Linked DNA regions of Homo sapiens: all the other regions are linked to region 1. A link is an interaction called in ENCODE POLR2A ChIA-PET data of the cell type or tissue named here. Cell type or tissue: HepG2. All regions are shown on one strand. Each heading gives the region's core, and the rest is flanking DNA. Links, peaks and the distances in the headings are about the cores only. Region 1 holds the start of COA3 (cytochrome c oxidase assembly factor 3). Region 2 overlaps PTGES3L-AARSD1 (PTGES3L-AARSD1 readthrough). Region 3 has its middle 29 kb from the start of G6PC1.

What was found. ChIA-PET counts read pairs that join two places held together with the same protein. Peaks named below come from ENCODE experiments on the same cell type or tissue, not always from the same donor. Only the 100,000 strongest peaks of a DNase experiment are listed, where the experiment ranks them.
Region 2: POLR2A ChIA-PET joins it to region 1 with 8 read pairs; 3 of 35 experiments call an interaction of 5 or more read pairs at or near these places.
Region 3: POLR2A ChIA-PET joins it to region 1 with 5 read pairs; 3 of 35 experiments call an interaction of 5 or more read pairs at or near these places.

What each region holds. Positions count from the first base shown.
Region 1 is chr17:42,795,941-42,804,190 of GRCh38, reverse strand. WNK4 (WNK lysine deficient protein kinase 4) reads right to left here. Exons shown (of 19, transcript NM_032387.5): 16 at 8,158-8,250; 17 at 7,869-8,068; 18 at 7,613-7,710; 19 at 7,125-7,505. The coding sequence ends at 7,503. COA3 (cytochrome c oxidase assembly factor 3) reads left to right here and starts at 5,487. Exons shown (of 2, transcript NM_001040431.3): 1 at 5,487-5,723; 2 at 6,024-6,566. The coding sequence starts at 5,510. The coding sequence ends at 6,130. It overlaps CNTD1 (cyclin N-terminal domain containing 1), which reads right to left and starts at 5,330. Exons shown (of 7, transcript NM_173478.3): 1 at 4,955-5,330; 2 at 496-571. The coding sequence starts at 5,123. RefSeq lists enhancers at 5,475-5,524, 5,545-5,594, 5,735-5,804. In HepG2, for the core only: no CTCF peak of the experiment used is centred there; DNase peaks (open chromatin) are centred at 5,450 and 6,640; H3K4me3 peaks cover 1,796 bases.
Region 2 is chr17:42,966,083-42,972,945 of GRCh38, reverse strand. PTGES3L-AARSD1 (PTGES3L-AARSD1 readthrough) reads left to right here. Exons shown (of 17, transcript NM_001136042.2): 5 at 1,250-1,339; 6 at 2,604-2,657. It overlaps PTGES3L (prostaglandin E synthase 3 like), which reads left to right. Exons shown (of 7, transcript NM_001261430.2): 5 at 1,250-1,339; 6 at 2,604-2,657; 7 at 3,760-4,843. The coding sequence ends at 3,798. Among named protein-coding and RNA genes, the nearest start is that of AARSD1, 5.1 kb to the right of the region's middle. RefSeq lists an enhancer at 1-317 and a silencer at 3,387-3,587. In HepG2, for the core only: no CTCF peak of the experiment used is centred there; a DNase peak (open chromatin) is centred at 4,895.
Region 3 is chr17:42,925,181-42,933,560 of GRCh38, reverse strand. It overlaps the pseudogene RNY4P2. Among named protein-coding and RNA genes, the nearest start is that of G6PC1, 29 kb to the right of the region's middle. RefSeq lists enhancers at 4,497-4,646, 4,536-5,112. In HepG2, for the core only: a CTCF peak has its summit at 4,131; a DNase peak (open chromatin) is centred at 4,180; H3K4me3 peaks cover 474 bases.

The sequences.
Region 1 (8,250 bases), core at 3,132-8,131:
CTCACACAAACTAAAGGGAGTTTAACTTGCTGGTTAAGAAATTTACATTTGAGGCTGAGCATGGTGGCTCACACCTGTAATCCCAGCACTTTGGGAGGCCAAGGCAGGCAGATGACTTGAGCCCAGGAGTTCAAGACCACCCTGGGCAACATGGCAAAAGCCCATCTCTAAAAAAAAAAAAATAGCCAAGTGCGAAGTGTGGAGGCACATGCTTGTAGTCCCAGCTACTCAGGAAGCTGAGGTGGGAGGATCACTTGAGCCCAGGAGGTCAAGGCTGCAGTGAGCCAAGATCCCACCAGGCACTCCAGCCTGGGTGACAGAGCAAGACCCTGTCTCAAAACAACAATAACAACAAAGAAATTTATATTTGCAAGTTAGAGAGGGTGTAAAACCAGGTCTCAGGGTAAGGGGCAACTACTCATACTTTCTTAAAGATGTAGGTACATTAGCCACTCTGAGAGGTGCCGTTCAAAAGGCATTATGCCAGGGCTTTACCTTTCTAGGATTTCTACAGCCTGGTAGCTCACAGATTTCTCCAGACACCATTGTTCAGACAGGAGAAAAACAAACTCTGCCAAAACAGGAAAAAAGAGCCTAATTCACAAGATGCAACCAAAACCACTCTGTGAACTCTTGGCATTGTGTAAAAGCCGTGATGGGGCCAAGGGAAGAGGGTCAGGAGGTGAGAAAGATGAGACTAAAACAACCAAAGCTGAGCTTAGTTTCTTTTGCTGCCAATAGGCAGATCAGAGACATGTAAAGGAGGCTGACTGAGTGCCAAAGACAAGGGCTTACCAAGCCCCCTCAGTGACCCTTGAGCCTTCCTGTGGGTTTCAGCTGATAAAAGGCTTGGCCAGTTACACACAAACATACCAGCTGGTCTATGTGACCTCTACACCATGCTGGGAACCCCCAGCTTCAAGGAAGATTCTTGGATGGATAAAAACCCTAACTCCTATATTCTGTTTTCTGTGGAATGTTGGCAGGAACAGAAAGATCCCTCCTGGAGCTTTGATATTCTTTATGACACTGTTTGTTTAGTAACCACCCTCTGGAGAACTCCCATTGCTTTACAAACACAAGTCACCTTACAGCTGGACACCATCTCTCCACCACCAGTTTGCTGGGTAAATCTGTGGTGGCTGAGCCTCTCCCCAGGAGCAAGTGTGTTACTGTGAAGTGGCTTGTTTTGAAGAAACATCCCCTAAATTGGAGAACATAGCCCAATTTAGGGGGAGGGAGTCATTGGGAAGGTGGGAAGGGTGAGATACCTTGGCAAGATTTTAGCCTGCCTCTGTTTCTCTTTGAAAGAACAGCTCCAGATAGAATTATATTTATCTTGCAATATCATTAGAGGGTGGAAACAAGGGTAAATGTCAGTTCTCAACAAAGAAAGCTCCTACAGACTGAAGACCTTTTAGCATTGATCCGTAGAGAATTACACATTTAGTCAAATAATCATATGTCTTCAGAGAAAACTTAACTTTCTTAGAAAATTTAGTCAAGCTTACACAAGTAACAATCTACTCAACACACATTACACATAGATAGATGTACAAAACCTCATCGTTACAGAGGCTACAGTTTGGCTAGCAATGTCCAATGCAGGACAGAATTAGTTTAAGCAATTCAGCATAATACCCTAGAACATATAATTGTGTCTCTTATTAGTCATTTTATTTGCTGGACTTTAGGCTTTATTTCTTAGTTTTGTTCTTTGTGTATGTGTGCAGTTGTTAAGTTTTGGTTTGGTTTTGCTCTGAATTATCTGAGCATTTGTTTCTGTTTTCCATTTTAATTTGCCAAAAAAACTGAGCTTGGATTAGGTGGAATGGATGAGGGTTACACCTTTCCCTTGCTATTGGCCCCACCTCCTCGATAACAAGCATACTCAGATCTGCTATTAACTAAAAGACCCTCCCCTTTTAACCTCTCTCTTTCCCATCACTGTTGAATTTTTTTTTAAATAAATAAATAAATAAATAATAAATAGACGGGATTGTCCTATGTTGCCCAGGCTGGTCTCAAACTCCTGGGCTCAAGCAATCCTCCCATCTCAGCCTCGCTGTTGAATTACTTGAAAGCCTGGCTTACACACCCACTGCTTCCACTTCATCGTTCACTTCCTAATTTTCTATCTGTTGGCTTCTACCTTTCCTAACTTGCTGAAATGATTCTCAGAGGACAGTAAATATGTCCAAATTGTTAAATATCATGGCTTTTTGCAATCTTTAGTTCTGTTGATATCCCTAAAGCATCTGAAACTTCTGACCATTATCCTTTTCAAAGTCTCCTCTTGGCTGCCAAAAGTCCCTTGGTTCTGTTCCTATCTCCTCCTTTTATTTCCTTCACAAGTCTTCTTACTCCAATTCCCTGAACACAAAGTGTTTTCCCAAGGAACTGTCCTTGACCTGCTTTTCTTTTCTCCTTCTAGGAGCTTATCCTCTGCCACAGTTTCAACAATATCATTGTGAAGATAACTTGAAAACCTTGATCTCCATTTCTGACCTCTCTTCTAACCTACTCTTTGAATAGTCTACAAGAACACTTCTTTTAGATGTTCTGCAAACACCTTAAACTCAGCAGATCCAAAACTAAAGCTATTATACACACACACACACACACACACACACACACATATATTATATATATATATATATATATATATATATATATATATTTTTTTTTTTTTTTTGAGACAAGGTCTCACTCTGTTACCCAGGCTGGAATGCAATGGCGTGATCTTGGCTCACTGCAACCTCTGCCTCCCGGGTTCCAGCCATTCTCCTGCCTCAGCCTCCCAAGTAGCTGGGATTACAGGTACCTGCCACCATGCCTGGCTAATTTTTGTATTTTTAGTAGAGATGGGGTTTCACCATGTTGGCCAGGCTCCAAAGCCATTATTATCTTTCCCAAACAAAAGTCACTTTTCCTCCTGCTTTATTTATGTAGTGTGTCTGTGTTTTTTGTGTTGTTTTTTTTTGTTGTTGTTTTTTTTTTTTTTGGGAGACAGAGTCTTGCTCTGTGGCCTAGGCTGGAGCGCAGTGGCACAATCTTGGCTCACTGCAACCTCCGCCTCCCAGGTTCAAGCCATTCCCCTGCCTCGGCCTCCCGAGTAGCTGGGACTACAGGTGCCTGCCACCATGCCCAGCTAATTTTTGTGTTTTTAATAGAGACAGGGTTTCACTATGTTGGCCAGGCTGGTCTCGAACCCCTGACCTCGTGATCCACCCGCCTCAGCCTCTCAAAGTGTTGGGAATACAGGCGTGAGCCACCGTGCCCGGCCGTGTCTGTGTGTTTCTTTTAATGACCACTATACTTCCAGTCTTCCAGGCTCAACCGTTTAGCATAGTCACGTTTTCCTCCTTCACTTCCTAAATTTATCCACAGCAGAACCCTAGACTTTGCCTCTAGAATGTTTTTAATCCACCCTCCCTTGTTATTCCCTCTGCCCTATCACCTAGCCTACTGACATTGACTCTACCTGTCTGCCTACATCCCATCTCCCTCTGGTTTAATCCATCCTTTACCTCCTTTACATCACTGCCAAAATAATGTTTACTAAGGCAGGGTTACCATCGTATCCCTTATTTTAAAACCTTCACTCCCTTATTTAAAAACCTTCAATGTCTTCTTGGTTTCCTACCAAACCAAGGATAAACTCTTCCCCTTGGCATTCAAACTTCCACATGGAATGTCTCCAAACTACCTTTCCAGTATTAATTTCAACTATTCTTCCACATGCACTGGCCAACATGGACTACACTGTACCCACATGCACCCTAAGCACCCCATTTCCATAGCTTTACTCATGCTACCTCTTTTTGGTAGAAACACTGTCTCCTTCCTCCCCCTTCACCAACCCAATGTCCTCCTTCCTTCAAGGTCTGCCTGAAATGTCCCGATGCCTGGGCCATCCCCTGAATTCTTCCTATTACCCCATCGCTCCTCTCAACCCCCATAAACGCTTGTTTTATTTCTCTCTGACGTCTCTTATCTAACCATAGTACCTAGTCATTGCATATTTGTTCTAATATCTCCCCCAAATTGCACATGGTTTGAAGGCAAGACCTCTATCTCTATTTCATCTTTCTTTTCTCTTTTTTTTTTTTTTTTTTTTTAGACAGAGTCTCGCTCTGTCACCCGTCACTCAGGCTGGAGTGTAGTGGCGCCATCTCAGCTCACTGCAAGCTCCGCCTCCCGGGTTCATGCCATTCTCCTCCCTCAGCCTCCGGAGTAGCTGGGACTACAGGCGCCCGCCACCACACCCGGCTTTTTTTTGTATTTTTAGTAGAGACGGGGTTTCACCATGTTAGCCAGGATGGTCTCGATCTCCTGACCTCGTGATCTGCCCGCCTCAGCCTCCCAAAATGCTGGGATTACAGGCGTGAGCCACCGCGCCCAGCCTTTTTTTTTTTTTTTTTTTTTTTTTTTTTTTGAGACGGAGTTTCATTCTTGTCGTCTAGGCTGAAGTGCAATGGCACGATTTCGGCTCACTGCAACTTCCGCCTCCTGGGTTCAAACAGTTCTCCTGTCTCAACCTCCCGAGTAGCTGGGATTAGAGGTGCGCGCCACCAGTCCTGGCTAATTTTTGTACTTTTAGTAGAGACAGGATTTCACCATGTTGGTCAGGCTGGTCTCGAACTCCTGACCTCAGGTGAACCTCCCACCTCAGCCTCCCAAAGTGCTGGGATTACAGGTGTAAGCCACCATGCCTGGCCCTCTATTTCATCTTTCTAGCCAAGCGGTGCCACTCAAGTATTCCATACATGTCGAAGAAATCAAGGGGAGGGCACTGTTGTGACTTATCCATCACTATATCCCCAGCACCCCACAGAGAGGTGTTAGCAAACATTCTCTGAATGAATAAAATCAACGGAATCTCAAGGTCGGTGCCTGAAAGACACAAGCCCCAGTCTCCCAAGAACCCAGCACCCCGGCCCTGCAGCCGCACCCACGATCTGGGGCTCCCTGAAGCGGCCCAGCCGCCCCGAAGCCTCCCTCACTGCTTGCTCATTCTGCTGGGCCAAGTGAAGCAGGGCGTCTTCAATCGTCTCTGTGGCGACAACTCCAAACTGAAAGTCAACGAGGGAGGCCGATCGTGGCCTCATGGGTCCGTCCATATTCACGAGCCTCTTGGGGCACCTGGACGGGTTCACTGGATCCACATACCGACCCCCTTAGCTCCTCTCCAGTCTTCTGCCACACCCTGGATTCCTCGTCCCCTTCCAATGAGTGTGTCGTCGCCTCAAGTCTGAGGAAAACCCAATTACCACCACAGCCTCGAACCCTCCACAGCTTTTTCCCGCCCCAACGGCCACGGACTCCTCAGCCAATCAGAAAGCACGTCCGCTTCTCACCTCCCGCGTCCATCCCCTGTGCCCGGGAACCGCGGCTCTGCCCCGCAAAGGGCACGCGGACTACAACTCCCAGAGTCCACTGCAGCGGCCAAGGGCTACTGTTCCCAGCGAGGCCCGCGCGGCGGCACCGCGAAGGGAGGAGTGGCAACATGGCGTCTTCGGGAGCTGGTGACCCTCTGGATTCTAAGCGTGGAGAGGCCCCGTTCGCTCAGCGTATCGACCCGACTCGGGAGAAGCTGACACCCGAGCAACTGCATTCCATGCGGCAGGCGGAGCTTGCCCAGTGGCAGAAGGTCCTACCACGGCGGCGAACCCGGAACATCGTGACCGGCCTAGGCATCGGGGCCCTGGTGTTGGCTATTTGTATCCGTCCGTGTTGTAGACTCAAGGGGACCGCATATAGGGGCAGGGGAACAGAGTGTGCAAGAGGGCTGAACCACCCGTTTAATTTTGGGGTAAAATGGGTAGTACTTTCCTTTGTTATTCCTAAGGTACTCTTTTAATTTGATTTATTAATAATAACGGAATTGGGGTTCAGGGTTTAGAAACAGCAGCGGCGGGAAGCCGGAATCACTGATTTGGGAGAGTAACAAGAGTGGTAGAGCAAATCTAGGAAAGGGGAATGTGCATATTCTGTGTGGTTTCCTGAACCTACCTCCCCAGATGGTTACACCTTCTACTCGATTTCCCAGGAGCGTTTCCTAGATGAGCTAGAAGACGAGGCCAAAGCTGCCCGAGCCCGAGCTCTGGCAAGGGCGTCAGGGTCCTAATCTGGATGGGTATTGATCATGTCCAACCTGCTGGAGCCCCTTCACATGGTGGATGATGCCCCATGACCCTGTAGAAATTGAATCCTGCTCACAACATTGTTGGCCTTCTTACTAACCTTGGACCGTGATTGAGCCCAAGAAACCAGGGACTTACGCATTTGGCCAATGTCAAAAGAACAGAACTTTGCCCACTGCACACTTGCTGTGTACAATGACTGAGCCCTTTCTTGTAGTTTGTTTCCTTGTTTGAGAGGTGTGCATGCGACCGTGGCTTTTCCCAAAGTTTCTGACTTTGTGGTTTACCCCCTTCACCTTCCAGGGACGCAGTTGTTACGAGGTTAGACGTGGCAGCTCTGTGCAGTGTTTGAGCCTACAGTGGGATACATAGGGTCAAATTGAGAATAATAAACTGAGTCATTCTCCTGGAGTCAAGTGAGTATGGAGGCTGAGAGGCAGCATATGGCACTTCATGCTGGAAAGCTTCACAAGCAGTAGCTGCAGTGGTGGCATTGCCCCAGGGAGCTGTAAATGTTTAACTAGAATTACTTTTTCCATGAGATCTTTCCACCTGATTTAAGGGAGAGATCACTGGGCAGTTTGAGACTGAACCCACGTCTTAGGGGAAGGAAGGTCACTCTTCTGTCCTCTACCCACAAGAACATACTGTAACTCTACTGCTTTTCCCATCCCCAGAGAGAGGGAGGGAGAGAGAGGTGGATGAAGGGTGAAAGACAAGCAGTCTTCATTCTTTTAACTTTCCCTGGTACCTGCCTATACAGGTCTAGGGTGGGGTCTGGAGGGGATCCTAACTTAGTCAAGTGGATCACTGACCTTGCAGTTTCCTCATTAACTGATGGCAGGAAGCCAGAGGGCTGGGCAGCTTCCACCCCTGCCTCCCATTGTGAAAAGAAAGTCCCTTTTAAATCCTCCCCTGCCTCACCCCACAAGTCTTTGCTCCCCCAATTCCTAAGGCATGGCATATGGATTCACGGCGTTCTTGTTTCCAGCATTTTTATTGGTTGCTGCTAATGTGGTGTGAGCATATCCCCTACACTCTCCCAGCTGGGAGTGGGCCCCTCTAGAAGCATCCAGGCTTGGGTGGGATTGCTTAGTGGTTGACTCTTGGCAGGGGAGGTGCTAGAGATGAAGATGGTAGGCAGCAGAACTAACACCTCCACACAGCAAACAGTTCACATATGTTTGGCTCTTCACTATAATGGAGCTGCACTCTCCATGCCCCCCTGGCCTTCTACCCCTTCAGTGTTGGGATCTTCCTTGCTCAGTTTTGTTGATCAGAAAGCATCAGATTCTGAGAACACAAGCTCCATGGTGGGCCCTGGTGTGGGGGAGATACATGGCTTCTGTTCTGAATTCACTGGAGGGAAAAGAAAAAGTGATGAAGAAACCTCCAAGGTGGGAGGAAGGCGAAGCTGCAGCCAGGTACCATTCCCTGGGCTCTCCCTCCCTTGGGCCCGCCCTCACCATCCTGCCAACATCCCCGGCGAATGTCACCCCCTTGCTTGCCCGCTGCTCCTGGGAGCCGGTGCTGCTGCCACTCAGAGAGTTCCTTCGCATGATGCCTGGGAGCAGGATGGGGGAAGGAGAGCACTAAGTGAGGAAAGGGGAGGTGGGGAGAGGGGGTCTATTCCCCCGGGGCAGACCCCCAGGGCCTGGAGAAAAACAGTCGACAGAAAGGGGTCTCAGGGAAAAGATGGAAGCTGGGTGACTGCAGTCTCACCAGGGCCTGGGGGCTCAGAGCGCTGTAGGCTGTTGCGGCGGGAGGTGGGGAAGCTGCCCTTGGAGAGGCGGCGCTGGCGGCTGGACAGCATAGCAGCTGGGGCCACAATACCCGGTGGGGGCTGCTTCCCCAGCCGGCTGTACAAATCTTCAATTTCTTTTTTCTGTAGTGTCTGTAGTGTTTCCACCTCTGACAAGTGCCTGAGGATGCACGGAGGGCATGAAAGGGCTAGCCACACACCTTGCTCTCCCAGGTTCTCCTCTCACTCCTCCATCCTCCCGAGACTCACTTCTGCCGAAGACTCTGCAGCTCAGCCCAGAACTCCTCATCTTCCCCACTGCTTTCTGACTCCTCGCTGCTCAAACACAGGCTGCTGTAGGAG
Region 2 (6,863 bases), core at 1,805-6,804, 170 kb before region 1:
AGACGATGGGTGGCCGGGCAGAGACGCTCATCACTTCCTAGATGTGATGGCGGCCGGGAAGAGGCGCTCCTCACTTCCTAGATGGGATGGCGGCCGGGCGGAGACGCTCCTCACTTTCCAGACTGGGCAGCCAGGCAGAGGGGCTCCTCACATCCCAGACGATGGGCGGCCAGGCAGAGACACTCCTCACTTCCCAGACGGGGTGGCGGCCGGGCAGAGGCTGCAATCTCAGCACTTTGGGAGGCCAAGGCAGGCGGCTGGGAGGTGTAGGTTGTAGCGAGCCGAGATCATGCCACTGCACTCCAGCCTGGGCACCATTGAGCACTGAGTGAACGAGACTCCGTCTGCAATCCCGGCACCTCGGGAGGCCGAGGCTGGCGGATCACTCGCGGTTAGGGGCTGGAGACCGGCCCAGCCAACACAGCGAAACCCCGTCTCCACCAAAACCAGTCAGGCGTGGCGGTGCGTGCCTGCAATCGCAGGCACTCGGCAGGCTGAGGCAGGAGAATCAGGCAGGGAGGTTGCAGTGAGCCGAGATGGCAGCAGTACAGTCCAGCTTCGGCTCCGCATGAGAGGGAGACCGTGGAAAGAGAGGGAGACCATGGGGAGGGGGAGGGGGAGGGGGAGAGGGAGAGGGAGAGAGAGAGGGCATAATGCCTATGTTGCTTTATGATACAATTATCTTTCCAGATGTGTTGTCTCCTCAGTCAATCGGCTCCTGGAGGGTGGGACTTCTTTTTTTTTTTTTTTTTTTTTTTGAGATGCAGTCTTGCTCTGTCACCCAGGCTGGGGTGCAGTGGCACGATCTTGGCTCACTGCGACCTCCGCCTCCCAGGCTCAAGCAATTCTCCTGCCTCAGCCTCCCGAGTAGCTGGGACTACAGGTGCCCGTCACCACGCCCGGATAATTTTTGTATTTTTACTAGAGACGAGGTTTCACCATATTGGCCAGGCTGGTCTCGAACTCCTGACCTTGTGATCCTCCTGCCTCGGCCTTCCAAAGTGCTGAGATTACAGGCATGAGCCACCACGCCTGGCCGGAGGGTAGGACTTCTGAGATTTTCAGACTCTATCATGCCTAGCTTTGTGTGTAGATTGGCAGGTTCCTGGTCAAAGGAGTGCAGTTGGGAGGACTAGGGACCTACTGACCCTCTTTTCCCCAGGCGTGCTCCCATGCATATGCCCACACTCTCCCACACACTCCTGCTCCTGCCCTCCTGGCCTGTGACTCTTGGTGCCTCTTCTTGCAGCCAGTGTGGCTGTCTGTGGACTTTGATAACTGGAGAGACTGGGAAGGGGATGAAGAGATGGAGCTGGCTCATGTGGAACATTATGCAGAGGTGAGAGACAACACCTACTGTGTTCTGCCCACTTGATCATTCTTTGTGTTTCTCTGCACACATGTCTCTGGAGGATTGTCACTGGGGCCAAGCAGAGATATGCAAGCTCTCTAGGCAGGTTACTCATTGATGCTGATATTCTTTACGTATTTTGTGCAATGTTTATTTAATAGGGATGAGAGGAAAGAATATTATTGAAATTATATACATTGATTCACTTATTCAGTGTAGAGCCTGTATTCTGAAGAAGTTTGACAAAACGTTTTTCCACTTTTCTGTAATTCTTGTTCTACTGTTTTCTGTGTGTGTGTGTGTGTGTGTGGTTTTCTGTCGCCTAGGCTGGAGTGCAATGGCGCGATCTCAGCTCACTGCAACCTCTGCCTCTGGGTTCAAGCAATTTTGTCTCATCCTCCTGAGTAGCTGGGATTACAGGTGCCCACCACCACTTCTGGATAATTTTTGTATTTTTTTAGTAGAGACGGAGTTTCACCATGTTGGCCAGGCTGGTCTCAAATTCCTGACCTCAGGTGATCCACCTGCCTCACCCTCCCAAGTGGTGGGATTACAGGCGTAAGTCACCATGCCTGGCCTGTGTGTGTGGTTTTCTTTTTGAGACAGAGTCTTGCTCTGTCTCCCAGGCTGGAGTGCAGTAGCTCCCTGCAACCTCCACTTCCCAGGTTCAAGTGATTCTTGTGCCTCAGCCACCTGAGTAGCTGGGATTACAGGCATGCGCCACCACCCCTGGCTAATTTTTTTTTGTATTTTTGGTAGAGATGGGGTTTCATCATGTTGGCCAGGCTGGTCTGGAACTCCTGGCCTCAAGTGATCTGTCTGTCTCAGCCTCCCAAAGTGCTCACATTACAAATGTGAGCCACCAAACCCGGCCTCTGTGTGTGTGTGTGTGTGTGTGTGTGTGTGTGTGTGTGTGTGCGCGTGTTAAGCCAGACAACTTCATGGGATGTTAAAACTAGCAGTATAAAAACTCACATCATAAATAATTGGCCCCCAGTAAATCACACACTGTCGTTATATTATTTGGTTTCAGTTATAAAAACACTAGCCGACTCCAATCTGGATTTGTGTTAAATTTTCTTTTAAGAAGGGGATCAATTTACTTTTCTCAAATTAATTCCAGTGATGTTTTAAAGATGGGAGCAGTTGCCTGACCAGTTCTGGCTGCAACCATTCTTCTATGGACCATCAATGTGCAGATTGTTCTTCCTTCACTCCCTTCTCCCTTGTGATTATTTTTTCTTCCCACTAGCTTTTGAAGAAGGTCAGCACCAAGAGACCTCCACCTGCCATGGATGATTTGGATGTAAGTAAAGCCTTCCCCTCAACCCTTCAGTTTCTTTGTAGCCCTTAAAAACAACCCACTAGAGAGCTCCTATCCCAGTTCCTAGCACACAGTAGTTCTCAGTGCCTGTTAACCAAATTTGAGTTTGACCCAAGAGGGCTAATATTCTTTTTTTGGGGGGTGGGGGAGGAGTTTCACTCTTTCGCCCAGGTTGGAGTGCAGTGGCCCGATCTTGGCTCACTGCAACCTCTGCCTCCTGGGTTCAAGAGATTCTCCTGCCTCAGACTCCTGAGTAGCTGGGAATATAGGTGCCTGCCACCACGCCCAGCTAATTTTTGTATTTTTAGTAGAGACAGGGTTTTGCCATGTTAGCCAGGCTGGTCTCGAACTCCTGGCCTGAGGTGATCCACCCGCCTCGGCCTCCCAAAGTATTGGGATTACAGGCGTGAGCCACCACGCCTGGCCCAAGAAGGCTAATATTCTTCTCCAGGCTTTAGAAAACCCTAGCAAGACCCTCCTGCTTTCCATCTACCCCTCTGTTTCTCCATCCTAGAGAAGACCTACCCCAGCTGTAAGGAGCAATAGCATTAATTAAAATTCTGAAACTAGGGTGGGTGTGGTGGCTCACGCCTGTAATCCCAGCACTTTGAGAGGCCAAGGCAGGTGGATCACTTGTGCTCAGCAGTTTGAGACCAGCCTGGGCAACAGGGCAAAACCCTGTCTCTACCAAAAGTACAAAAATTAGCCAGGCACAGTAGCCTATAATCCCAGCTACTCAAGTGGCTGAGGTGGGAGGATCGCTTGAGACTGTGAGGCAGAGGTTGCACTGAGCTGAGATCATGCCACTGCACTGCAGCTGGGTGATGAAGCAAGACCCTGTCTCAAAAAAAAAAAAAAAAAAAAAAAAAGTCCTGAAACTAATGATGTATGACAAAGTAGTGTTGGTTTACTTAACATCCAAAGTAAGTTAAAACCTTTCATATTAGCCCCCTAAGTTGGGTGGTTTAGGAAATCACAAAAAGAAACTTGGAGAACAGGAGAGAGGAAGCAGTATTTGTTAACACAAATGTTCCTGCTTTGCAGGGTCTACAGGTGCTTTGTCTTTTTTCCCCCCCGCCCCCAGGATGATTCTGACAGTGCTGATGATGCAACAAGTAATTAACTTTCTGTGACGCAAAGCTGGGAAGGCAGCTGTGGCTATTTTCCAGTTGTTCTAGAAAGCTAGCGCCTAGGCCTTTGTCAGCGCTTTGGCTGTGCACCAAGTTCTTCTGAGATCTCTGAACTTTCCTAGAAGCTCTTTATTAAGGGTCGTCCTTCAAGCTTGTCTTCCTCCTAGGCACTTGACTATGGCTCCACATCAGATGCAGGGTCGGGGAGGGGTAGACTGGTAGGGCTTCTGATTTCTTACTGATTGGTTTCTAATCTCTGTGTTTAGGCCACTTGATTATTTGAGTATGTGTGTGTATGTGGCAAAACAAAAGCCAAAGAAGAATGCAGATTATAGAAATCTCTACTATGTGTGCATATGGGGCAAAGCAAAAAGCCAAAGAAGAAACAGATTATAATAAATCTCTAGGAACTGTTCTCTGTCTGTTTCCTTCTTGTACTTATTCCTCCTGGTGGCAAGCCTCTTCTCCCTCTAGTAACCAAGCTGGGGTGCTTCCTCTTGCCCAGATTTGTGCTCTGATTTCTTACAGCTAATTCTGTCATCTCTAGAACCAGCCACTTCAGCTTCCTGCACACTCTAGAAATCTCTTTATACTTTTTTTTTTTTTTTCCGAGATGGAGTCTTGCTCTGTCGCCCAGGCTGGAGTGCAGTGGTGCAGTCTCTGTTCACTGCAACCTCCACCTTCTGGGTTCAAGCAATTCTCCTGCCTCAGCCTCCCAAGTAGATGGGACTACAGATGTGCACCACCAGGCCCAGCTAATTTTTGTATTTTTAGCAGAGATGGGGTTTCACCATGTTGGCCAGGCTGGTCTCGAACTCCTGACCTCAAGTAATCCACCCACCTCAGCCTCCCAAAGTGCTAGGATTACATGTATGAGCCACCACACCCGGCCCTCTTTATACTTTTAAAACTGATTGTTACTCTAGTTAATGTCTATGTTTATTTGTCCAACAGCTATTCTATTTGTCCATAAACTTTTTTGAGTGCCTAATATGTACAGTTGACTGTAACTTAAACAAAATAAATGCATTGCCTATAGACTTTGCTCTTGAACTCATGGTAAACTATTAGGATTTACTTTAAAAGTAAACTTTATTTATTTATTTATGTTTGAGATAGAGTCTTGCTTTGTTGCCCAGGCTGGAATACAGTGGTACATTCATTATTCATGGAGCCCTGACTTCCTGGGCTCAAGTAATCCTCCTGCCTCAGCCTCCTGGGTAGCTAGGACTACACTACAGCTGACTAAGTTAAAAAATATTTTTGTAGGCTAGGTGCGGTGGCTTATGCTTGTAATCCCAACACTTTGGGAGGCTGAGGTGGGTGGATCACCTGAGGTCAGGAGTTCGAGACCAGCCTGACCAACATGGAGAAACCCTGTCTCCACTAAAAATACAAAATTAGTCAGGCGTGGTGGCTCATGCCTGTAATCCCAGCTGCTTCAGAGGCTGAGGCAGGAGAATGGCTTGAATCCAGGAGGTGGAGGTTGCTGTGAGCCGAGATCACACCATTGCACTCCAGCCAGGGCAACAAGAGCGAAACTCCGTCTCGCTCTATAAAATATATATATATTATATATTAATTTTATATATAAAATATATATTATATATATTAATTTTATATATTATATATAAATTATATATTTAAAATATATAATATATAAATTATATATGATACATATTATATATATTTTATATATTATATATCTACATATATAAATACATATATATTTATATATTATATATTATATTATATATTATATAATATATATTTTATATATTATATTATATATTATATAATATATATTTTATATATTATATTATATATTATATAATATATATTTTATATATTATATTATATATTATATAATATATATTTTATATATTATATTATATATTATATAATATATATTTTATATATTATATTATATATTATATAATATATATTTTATATATTATATTATATATTATATAATATATATTTTATATATTATATTATATATTATATAATATATATTTTATATATATGTAAAGACCTTGTCTTTAGGACAAACTATTTTTTTGTAAAGATTTGCTTGTTGCCCAGGCTGCTCTCAAACTCCTGGCCTTAAGCCTCCTTCCTCGGCCTCCCAAAGTGCTGGGATTACAGGCCTGAGCCACCATCCCTGGCCCCATACTGCATTATAAATACTATAATACCTATAATTTATTTTATACTATGTAGTTCTAAGGTATAATTATATAACATACAAAACAATATATAACATGGAACATAAACATATAGTATATATTACTTACATGCAGTATGTTAAAACTTAATTAGCAGATGTGTTGTGTGTGTCTGTGTGTGTACACAACTGGAATCATACCATCCGCATCTTGCATTGTGCCCTTTTTCATTTAATATATATTGGAGATCTTTACAAGTCAGAACATATAGATCTAACTCATTTTTTTCATGGCTATATGGTATTCCATTGAATGTATTTTTCATAATTTCACAGGTTCTTTATTGAGGGACACGTAGGTCGTTAGTCTTTTACCATATTCTTTTTTTTTGAGACGAAGTCTCGCTCTTGTCCCCCAGGCTGGAATGCGACGGCGTGGTCTCAGCTCACTGCAACCTCCGCATCCCGGGTTCAAGCGATTCTCTTGCCTCGGCTCCCCTAGTAGCTGGGATTACAGGCGCCTGCCACCAGGCCCAGCTAATTTTTGTATTTTTAGTAGAGACGGGGTTTTACCACGTTGGCCAGGCTGGTCTAGAACTCCTGACCTCAGGTGATCCACCTGCCTCGGCCTCCCAAAGTGCCGGGATTACAGGCATGAGCCACCGCGTCCGGCAGTCTTTTACCATTTGCAAACAATATTGCAATCAACATTTAAAAATGTGGATCTTTACATATTTTTGCCAGGATATCTGTAGGGTACATTTCTAGAAGTAGAATTGCTAGGTCAAGGAGTAGATAAAATACATTTAAACATTTTGATAGCTGTTACCAAGTTGCTCTTTGATGAAATTGTACCAATTCTCACTCCTACGAACAATGAGAGTGTTCCAT
Region 3 (8,380 bases), core at 1,754-6,753, 130 kb before region 1:
GAGGTCAGGAGTTCAAGACCAGCCTGGGCAACATGGCAAAACCCCATCTGTACTAAAAATACAAAATTAGCCAGGTGTGATGGCACATGCCTGTAATCCCAGCTACTCGGGAGGCTGAGGCAGGAGAATCGCTTGAACCCAGGAGGTGGAGGTTGCAGTGAGCCGAGATCACGCCACTGCACCCCAGCTTGGGCAACAGAGTGAGACTCTGTCTCAAACCCCCCCACCCCCAAAACAAACAAAAAAAACTAACAAAAAACCCTGTGTTCTCATGGCAAGTCGTTTGTTACTTGCCAGGCGAACCAACCTCATTTTTTTCTTTCTGGTAACAGTGGCGGCAGCAGGGGCACTTGAGGAGCTCAGGCAGCCCATGTGTGTGTTCTGGTGCTTCAGGACTGAGTGCAGCTCTGGATGTTGTGATTATAGCTCAGCCTTTGCTTACTCATTTCTCTTAGAGGATGAGCCTAAAAGTAGGCTTGAATCTTAAACCTTTTTTTTAAATTAAAAAATTGGTTTTTTGATTGTTTAGTTAGGCAGCAGAGGAGTCTTCTTGTTTTTATGGGACGGTTGATTAAGTTTAACCACCCAGAAAGAAATGTTTCTCATTAAGAAACATTAGGCTGGTCCGATGGTAGTGGGTCATCAGAACTTATTAACATTAGTGTCACTAAAGTTGGTATACAACCCCCCATTGCTAAATTTCACTGGATTAAGAAAAAAAGAAACATTAGTTAAGAATAAAACAAAACACAGTTACCTGCCAGGTTTTTTTTTTTTTTTGCAATTGAGTCTTGCTCTCTCACCCAGGCTGGAGTGCAGTGGCAACGATCTCAGCTCACTGTAACCTCCAACTCCCGGGTTCAAGAGATTCTCCTGACTCAGCCTCTCGAGTAGCTGGGACTACAGGCGCCCGCCACCACACCTGGTTAATTTTTTTGTATTTTTAGTAGAGATGGGGTTTCACTGTTTTAGCCAGGATGTTCTCAATCGCCTGACCTTGTGATCCATCCACCTTGGCCTCCCAAAGTGCTGGGATTACAGGCGTGAGCCACTGCGCCCGGCCAAAAATGTTTTTTTAAAAAGAAAAGAAATTAGTGAAAGCATGAACTTTGGAGTCCACAGTTTTCACCCTGCCATTTTGATTGTGTGTTTTAACTCAGGTGACAAGGTGACATTTTCTCATAAATACATTTAAATCAGCATTCTACCAACACTGATGACTTTTCATTAAAACTCTATAAATTGCAGATTAATACACAAAACCACAAAGCAGAATAGTACAACTGACTCTTTTTTTTTTTTTTTTTTTGAGACAGAGTCTTCTTGTCTTGTGGCCCAGGCTGGAGTGCAGTAGTGCAATCAGAACTTATTGTAAACTCTAACTTCTGGGCTCAAAGGATTCTTCTGCCTCAGCCTCTCAAGTAGCTGGGATTATAGGTGCAAGCCACCACACCAGGCAATTGACTTTTAATATTTCTCACGTTTCTTTTTAACCTTTAGAGAAATCTCTGATGTATCTGATGAAATTTTTGTCTGCAGTTCAGTAGCTCTTTCAGTTTCATATTGATTTTTGATACTCTCTTCAAGAGGCATTGATGGATCTAGAAAAAAAAAGGTTTTTCATATTCTCAGTATTCTTTTTTTTTTTTTTTTTTTTGAGATGGAGTTTCACTCTTGTTGCCCAGGCTGGAGTGCAATGGTGCGATCTCGGCTCACTGCAATCTCTGCCTCCCAGGTTCAAGTGATTCTTCTGTCTCAGTCCCCGAGTAACTGGGATTACAGGCATGTGCCACCATGCCCAGCTAATTTTTGTATTTTTAGTAGAGACGGGGTTTCATCACATTGGTCGGTCTGGTCTTGAACTCCTGACCTCAGGTGATCAGCCCACCTTGGCCTCCCAAAGTGCTGGGATTACAGGCGTGAGCCACCACGCCCGGCCTACTTCTTTTTTCAAAATGTTAGCTTCAGTTATTTGTTTCTTTTGTAATTTCGTATTTTTGTGTTTTTTTGTAGAGATAGAGTCTCCCTATATTGCCCAGGCAGGTCTTGAACTCCTGGGCTCAAGTGATCCTCCTGCCTCAGCCTCCCAAAGTGCTGGGATTACACATGCGAGCCACTGTGCCTTGGCCCTCAGTTATTTCTGGATGATGAGATTGGAGTGATTTTTAGTTTCATCTTTATACTTTTCAGTAGTTTCCAACATTTCTGAATGAAATGATCTTCTTTGTAATTCATTTGTGTGATACTTTTCTAATGACAAAAAGCAAGATAAAGAGCCAGGTATGGTGACGTGCACCTACGTAATCCTAGCTGCTCAGGAGGCTGTGGCAGGAGGATCACTCAAGCCCAGGAGTTCGAGAGCAACCTGAGCATCATAACAAGACTCTGTCTCAACAAAAAAAATTAAGTTAAAATACTCTGTCAGAGCAATAAAGACCTTAAACTTCCCAAATGTCAACTCAGTAAAACAACAACAAAGTTCCCTGAGACTCTCTCAGTTATGATTTTACTCCCGAAGCAGTCACTGTCTTGGAAGGATGACTGGCTCTCAGGAGGCTGCCTCAAACGATGCATGTGAAATTCATGTAGGCTTCCAGTGTGTGTGTATGTGTGTTTTGGGGTTGTGTTTCCTGCTGTTTATAACAGGAGGATAGTCTGGTCAACCAGAACAAGGAGACCAAGCCAACAGACATCACCATCAGCAAAGGGACGGTATAATGGCGGTTGGCAAGGCAAATGAGGGCTAGTAAAGGAAATGCAATTATAGTGAGGGTGAAGATTAAATCTCTATGCAGGAATATTGCAGATAAAATAAATGAAAACAATTATATCTTTTTTTTCTTTTATAGAGAGGGGGTTGCGGTATGTTACCCAGGCTGGTCCTGAACTCTGGGTCTCAAGCAATTCTCCCGTCTTGCCTTCTAGTGTTGGGATTGCAGGCATGAGCCACCGGGCCTGGCCTGAAAATATTTTATATTGAATAAAAAATTACAACATAGAGTTCAATTGGAAACATTATTGTGAACCCATAAGCTTTAAGAGAAATATAATTTCCTGGCTCTGACCCTAAAATACAGTTCATTAACAGCATTTCTTTTTCTTTTTCTTTTTTCTTTTTTTGAAATGGAGTCTCGCTCTGTTGCCAGGCTGGACTGTAGTGGCTCAATCTTGGCTCACTGAACCTCTGCCTCCCAGGTTCAAGTGATTCTCCTCCCTCAGCCTCCTGAGTAGCTGGGATTATAGGCATCTGCCTAATTTTTGTATTTTTAGTAGAGATGGGGTTTCACCATAATGGCCAAGCTGGTCTTGAGCTCCTGACCTCATGATCCACCTGCCTCAGCCTCCCAAAGTACTGGGATTACAGGCGTGAGCCACCATGCCCTGGCCACAGCATTTCTTTTCCTTCTTCTTTTTTTTTTTTTCCTTTTTGAGATGAAGTCTCTCTCTGTTGCCCAGGCTGGAGTGCAGTGGCATGATCTCAGCTCACTGCAACCTCCGCCTCCTGGGTTCAAGCAATTCTCCTGGCTCAGCCTCCTGAGTAGCTGGGATTACAGGCACACACCACCACGCCCAGCTAATTTTTTGTATTTTTAGTAGATATGGGGTTTCCCCATGTTGGCCAGGCTGGTCTCGAACTCCTGACCTCAGGTGATCCTCCTGCCTCAGCCTTCCAAAGTGTTGGGATTACAGGCTAGGCCACTGCACCTAGCCCATTAACAGCATTTCTTCTGCTAACCTCCCACTCTCGTGCACCCATCAAAAGGAAATGAGACTTCTTAGTGGGTGGCTGATTCTGTGTCTTGGAACAAGGAAAATTTGGAATGGGCCTAGAACACAAGGATTTTAGGCCAGCAATGGTAGAAGGATAAGGAAGCCACTGTCCAAATTGCAACAATTTGACATCAAAAAAGGAACATAGTAATTATGTTTATTTATAATTGACAATTATGATTAAAATAAGTTCAGTGTGTGAAAGACCTCAAAATAAAAAAAAGTTGATATATGATTTTCTGATATATGACATATGATTTTTCTCTGCTTTTATGATATTTGAAGCATCATAAAGGGGACGCGGAGCTGGAGTGTCACAGGGGCTGAGGCAATGTAATTGGTTAAGCCACCAGTAGGGTGTGTGATCACCAACAAAAAGAAAAAGTCCTACACTGAAAGCCCATGGGGTTGAAGCAGGATTTGGTTCACGCTAGAACTTCTGAGAGTCAGTGTGTATCTTGATAAACAGCAACAGAGCTTAGTCATGAGTTCCCTGTAACTGGCTGCTCAGAGAGTTTGCTCCCCACCTCCTGGGGAGAACTTACCTGGGAAGAGGCCAATGTTTCTATCTAAGCCTGTCCCGTCCTCTGAGTTTCCAACCTTCTAATTTCACGTTGGGAGTGCCTCCGAACATGTTTTTGCTGAGTCATTTGTGGAGCTCTAGAATTGTTGAACCTATCATTTGTTTTCCAAGTTAGGGGCAAACAGTAATATATTGCTCATTTATTATTCAACCAAGATATCTGGAGTCCTCCTCATGTGTTAGGCCAGGGCTAGGCACAGGGTTTAAGTGCAAGAGTGAGCAAAGCAGGCATGGAGCTGCACTCATGGGGCCTAGTCTAGTGGGGAAGACGGACATGATCCAAATAATCACAAAGTGACGTTTGGTAGAGAGCAAAGTAAAAGGGGTGCTTTGGCAGGCCCAGAAGAGGAACTTGATCATGACTCATGGTGGGTGGGCAGGGAGGCTTCCTTGAGAAAGTGATACCAATGTGGAGGACTGAATTATGTGAAGAGGCAGAAGAGTGTTCTAAGAAGGGGGGTGTGTAAAAGCCCAAGCTCGGAGGAGGGCTGGAGTGTGTTGCATTGGAGGAACCAAGATGACATTGGCTGTGCTTTGTGGAATGAGGTGAAGGAGACCAGGTGAGGTGCGGTAGACAAGGTCCAGCTGAGGTAAGCTTTCAGAGGCCATATAAAGATTTTTTTTTTTTTGGTAAGAGCATTATTGAGATATAATTCACACACCACAAAATTCACACATTTAAAATGCACAATTTGGTAGCCAGTTGAGGTAGCTCATGCCTGTAATCCCAGCACTTTGGGAAGCAGAGACAGGTGGATCACTTGAGGCCAGGAGTTCAAGACCAGCCTGGCCAACATACTGAAACCCCGTCTCTACTAAAAATACAATTAGTTGGGTATGGTGGCACATGCCTGTAATCCCAGCTACTTGGGAGGCTGAGGCAGGAGAATCACTTGAATCCAGGAGGTGGAGGTTGCAGTGAGCTGAGATTGCGCCACTGCACTCCAGTCTGGGGCAACAGAGAGAGACTCCATCTCAAAAAGAAAAAAAAAAGAAAAGAAAAGAAAAGAAATGCTGTGGCTGGGGTGCGGTGGCTCACACCTGTAATCCCAGCACTTTGGGAGGCCAAGGTGGGTGGATCACTTGAAGTCAGGAGTTTGAGACCAGCCTGGCCAACATTGTGAAACGCCATCTCTACTAAAAATATAAAAATTAGCCTGGTGTGGTGGTGGGTGCCTGTAATCCCAGCTACTCGGGAGGCTGAGGCAGGAGAATTGATTGAACCTGGGAGGCGGAAGTTGCAGTGACCTGAGATCACACCATTGCACTCCAGCCTGGGGGATGAGAGCAAAACTCTGTCTCAAAAAAATAAAATAAAATAAATAAATAATGTACAATTCAGCCGGGCATGGTGGCTCATGCCTATAATCCCAGCACTTTGGGAAGCCAAGGTGGGAGGATTGCTTGAGGCCAGGAGTTTGAGATCAGCCTGAGCAACACAGTGCAACTTCATCTCTATGAAAAATTAAAAAGTTACCCAGGCATTGTGGTATCTACCTGTATTCCCAACTACTCTGGAGGCTAAGTTGGGAGGATCTCTTGAGCCCAGGAGGTTGAGGCTGCAGTGAGCTATGACCATGCCACCGTGCTCCAGCCTGGGTAATAGAGTGAGACTCTCTCAAAAAAAAAAAAAAAAAAGAAAGAAATTAAAAAAAGAAAAAAATACAATTCATTGGTTTTTAGTATATTCACAGAGTTGTACATAACCACAGTCAATTTGAGAACATTTTCGTCACCCTAAAAAAAAAACCCTGCAGCCTTCAGCAGTCACTCTCCATTTCCCCCAAACATCTAGCCTTAGGCAACCACCAATCTACTTTCTGTCTCTATGGATTTGCCGATTCTGGACATTTCTATAAATGGAATTATATGGTATGTGATCTTTTGTGCCTTGCTTCTTTCACTTAGTATAATGTTTTCAAGGTTCATCCACACTCTAGCATGTATTCATACTTCATTCCTTCCATGGCCAAATAATATTGCACTCTATGGCTAGGCTATATTTTGTTTATTTATCATTAGTTGATGGACATTCAGGTTGTTTCTGCTTTTTAGCTATTATGAATAATCCTGCTCTGAATATTCATGTACAAGTTTTTTTCCTTTTTAAAATTTATGTATGTATTAATTTAAAAATGGAGAGATGGGTAGAAAATAAAAGATGAAGGAAAAAGATACAAAAAGAAGTGAGACCAGACAGGGTGGCTCACTCCTGTAATCTCAGTACTTTGGGAGGCCGAGGCGGGTGTATTACTTAAGGTCAGGAGTTCAAGACCAGCCTGACCAACATGGTGAAACCCAGTCTCTACTAAAAACATAAAAATTAGCCATATGTGGTGGTGTGTGCTTGTAATCCCAGCTACTCGGGAGGCTGAGGTAGAAGAATTGCTTGAACCTGGGAGGTGGAGGTTTCAGTGAGCTGAGATTAAGCCACTGCATTCTAGCCTGGGCAACAGAGCAAGACTCCGTCTTAAAAAAAAAAAAAAAAAGCAGAAATGAAAAAACACACAAAAAAGCAAAAAATAAAGACGGGGGTCTCACTACGTTGCTCAGGCTGGTCTTATATTCCTGGACTCAAGCAATCCTATCTCTTCGGCCTTCCAAAGTGCTGGAATTACAGGCATGAGCCACGGCGCCTGGCCAAGTTTTTCATAATAAAGATTTATATCCTAAGAACAGTGATAATCCATTAAAAAGTTTCAAGCAAGAGTGTGATATCAGATTTTGGGTTTAAAAAGATCACTCCATCAGTCTTCTGGTGAATGGATATGAAAAGGGCGAGAGTGAATGCAGGGAACATTTACGAAGCCCATTGCAGCTGGACTCGTTGGTTCACACCTGTAATCCCAGAACTTTGGGAGGCCGAGGCAGGTAGATCACCTGTGGTCAGAAGTTCTAGGCCAGCCTGGCCAACATGGTGAAACCCCGTCTCTACTAAACATATAAAAATTAGCTGGGCGTGGTGACATGGGCCTGTAATCCTAGCTACTTGGGAGGCTGAGGCAGGAGAATGACTTGAACCTGGGAGGCGGAGGTTGCAGTGAGCCAAGATCAGCCTGGGCAACAAGGTGAAACTCCGTCTCAAAAAAAAAAAAAGAAAAAAAGAAGGCCATTGCAGGCCATTGCCATTGATGGTGGTGACTTTTATCTGGGGTAGGCAGCAGTAGAAATGGCAAGAAATGGCAGATTTTAGAGATATTTAAGGGGTAAAAGTAAGAGGATTTGATGGATGGAGGATGGATGGGAAGGAGGAAGATAGCGTGTGGATGGATGGACTTACCATTCACTGAGATACAGAATTGTAGAGATGACCAGGTTTGGGGTAAAATATTAAGAACCTAAACTGGGTGTGGTGGCTCACACCTGTAATCCTAGCACTTTGAGAGGCTGAGGCAGGAGGATCATTTGAGTCTAGGTGTTCAAGACCAGCCTGGGCAACATAGAGAGCCCTTGTCTTTACAAAAAAAAAAAATTTTTTTTTGTTTGAAAAGGAGTTTCACTCTTGTTACCCAGGTTGGAGTGCAGTGGCGCAATCTCAGCTCACTGCAATCTCTGCCTCCCAGGTTCAAGTGATTCTCCTGCCTCAGCCTCCCAAGTAGCTGGGATTACAGGCATGCACCACCACATTTGGCTAATTTTTTGTACTTAGTAGAGACAGGGTTTCACCATGTTGGCCAGACGGATCTTGAACTCCTGACCTCAGGTGATCCATCTGCCTCGGCCTCCCAAAGTGCTGAGATTACAGGCGTGAGCCTCCGCGCTCGGCCTATACTAGCTATTTTAATTCCAGAAATGTCTGGAATATAGCAGATGCTTGATAAATACTTGTGAAATGAACGAATTGTTCCAGCTGAAAAATTATTAAATTAAAAGATGGACCCTGCTTACATAAGTGGTAATCATAAGGGATTTTATGAACAAATAATTTGAAACCTTTAGAGTTAAAAATTTCTTATTACAGTAATAAAGATGTTAACTTTAAGTTGACAGTAATCTAAGTGTTCTGTTAATTGAATGATCAACTTG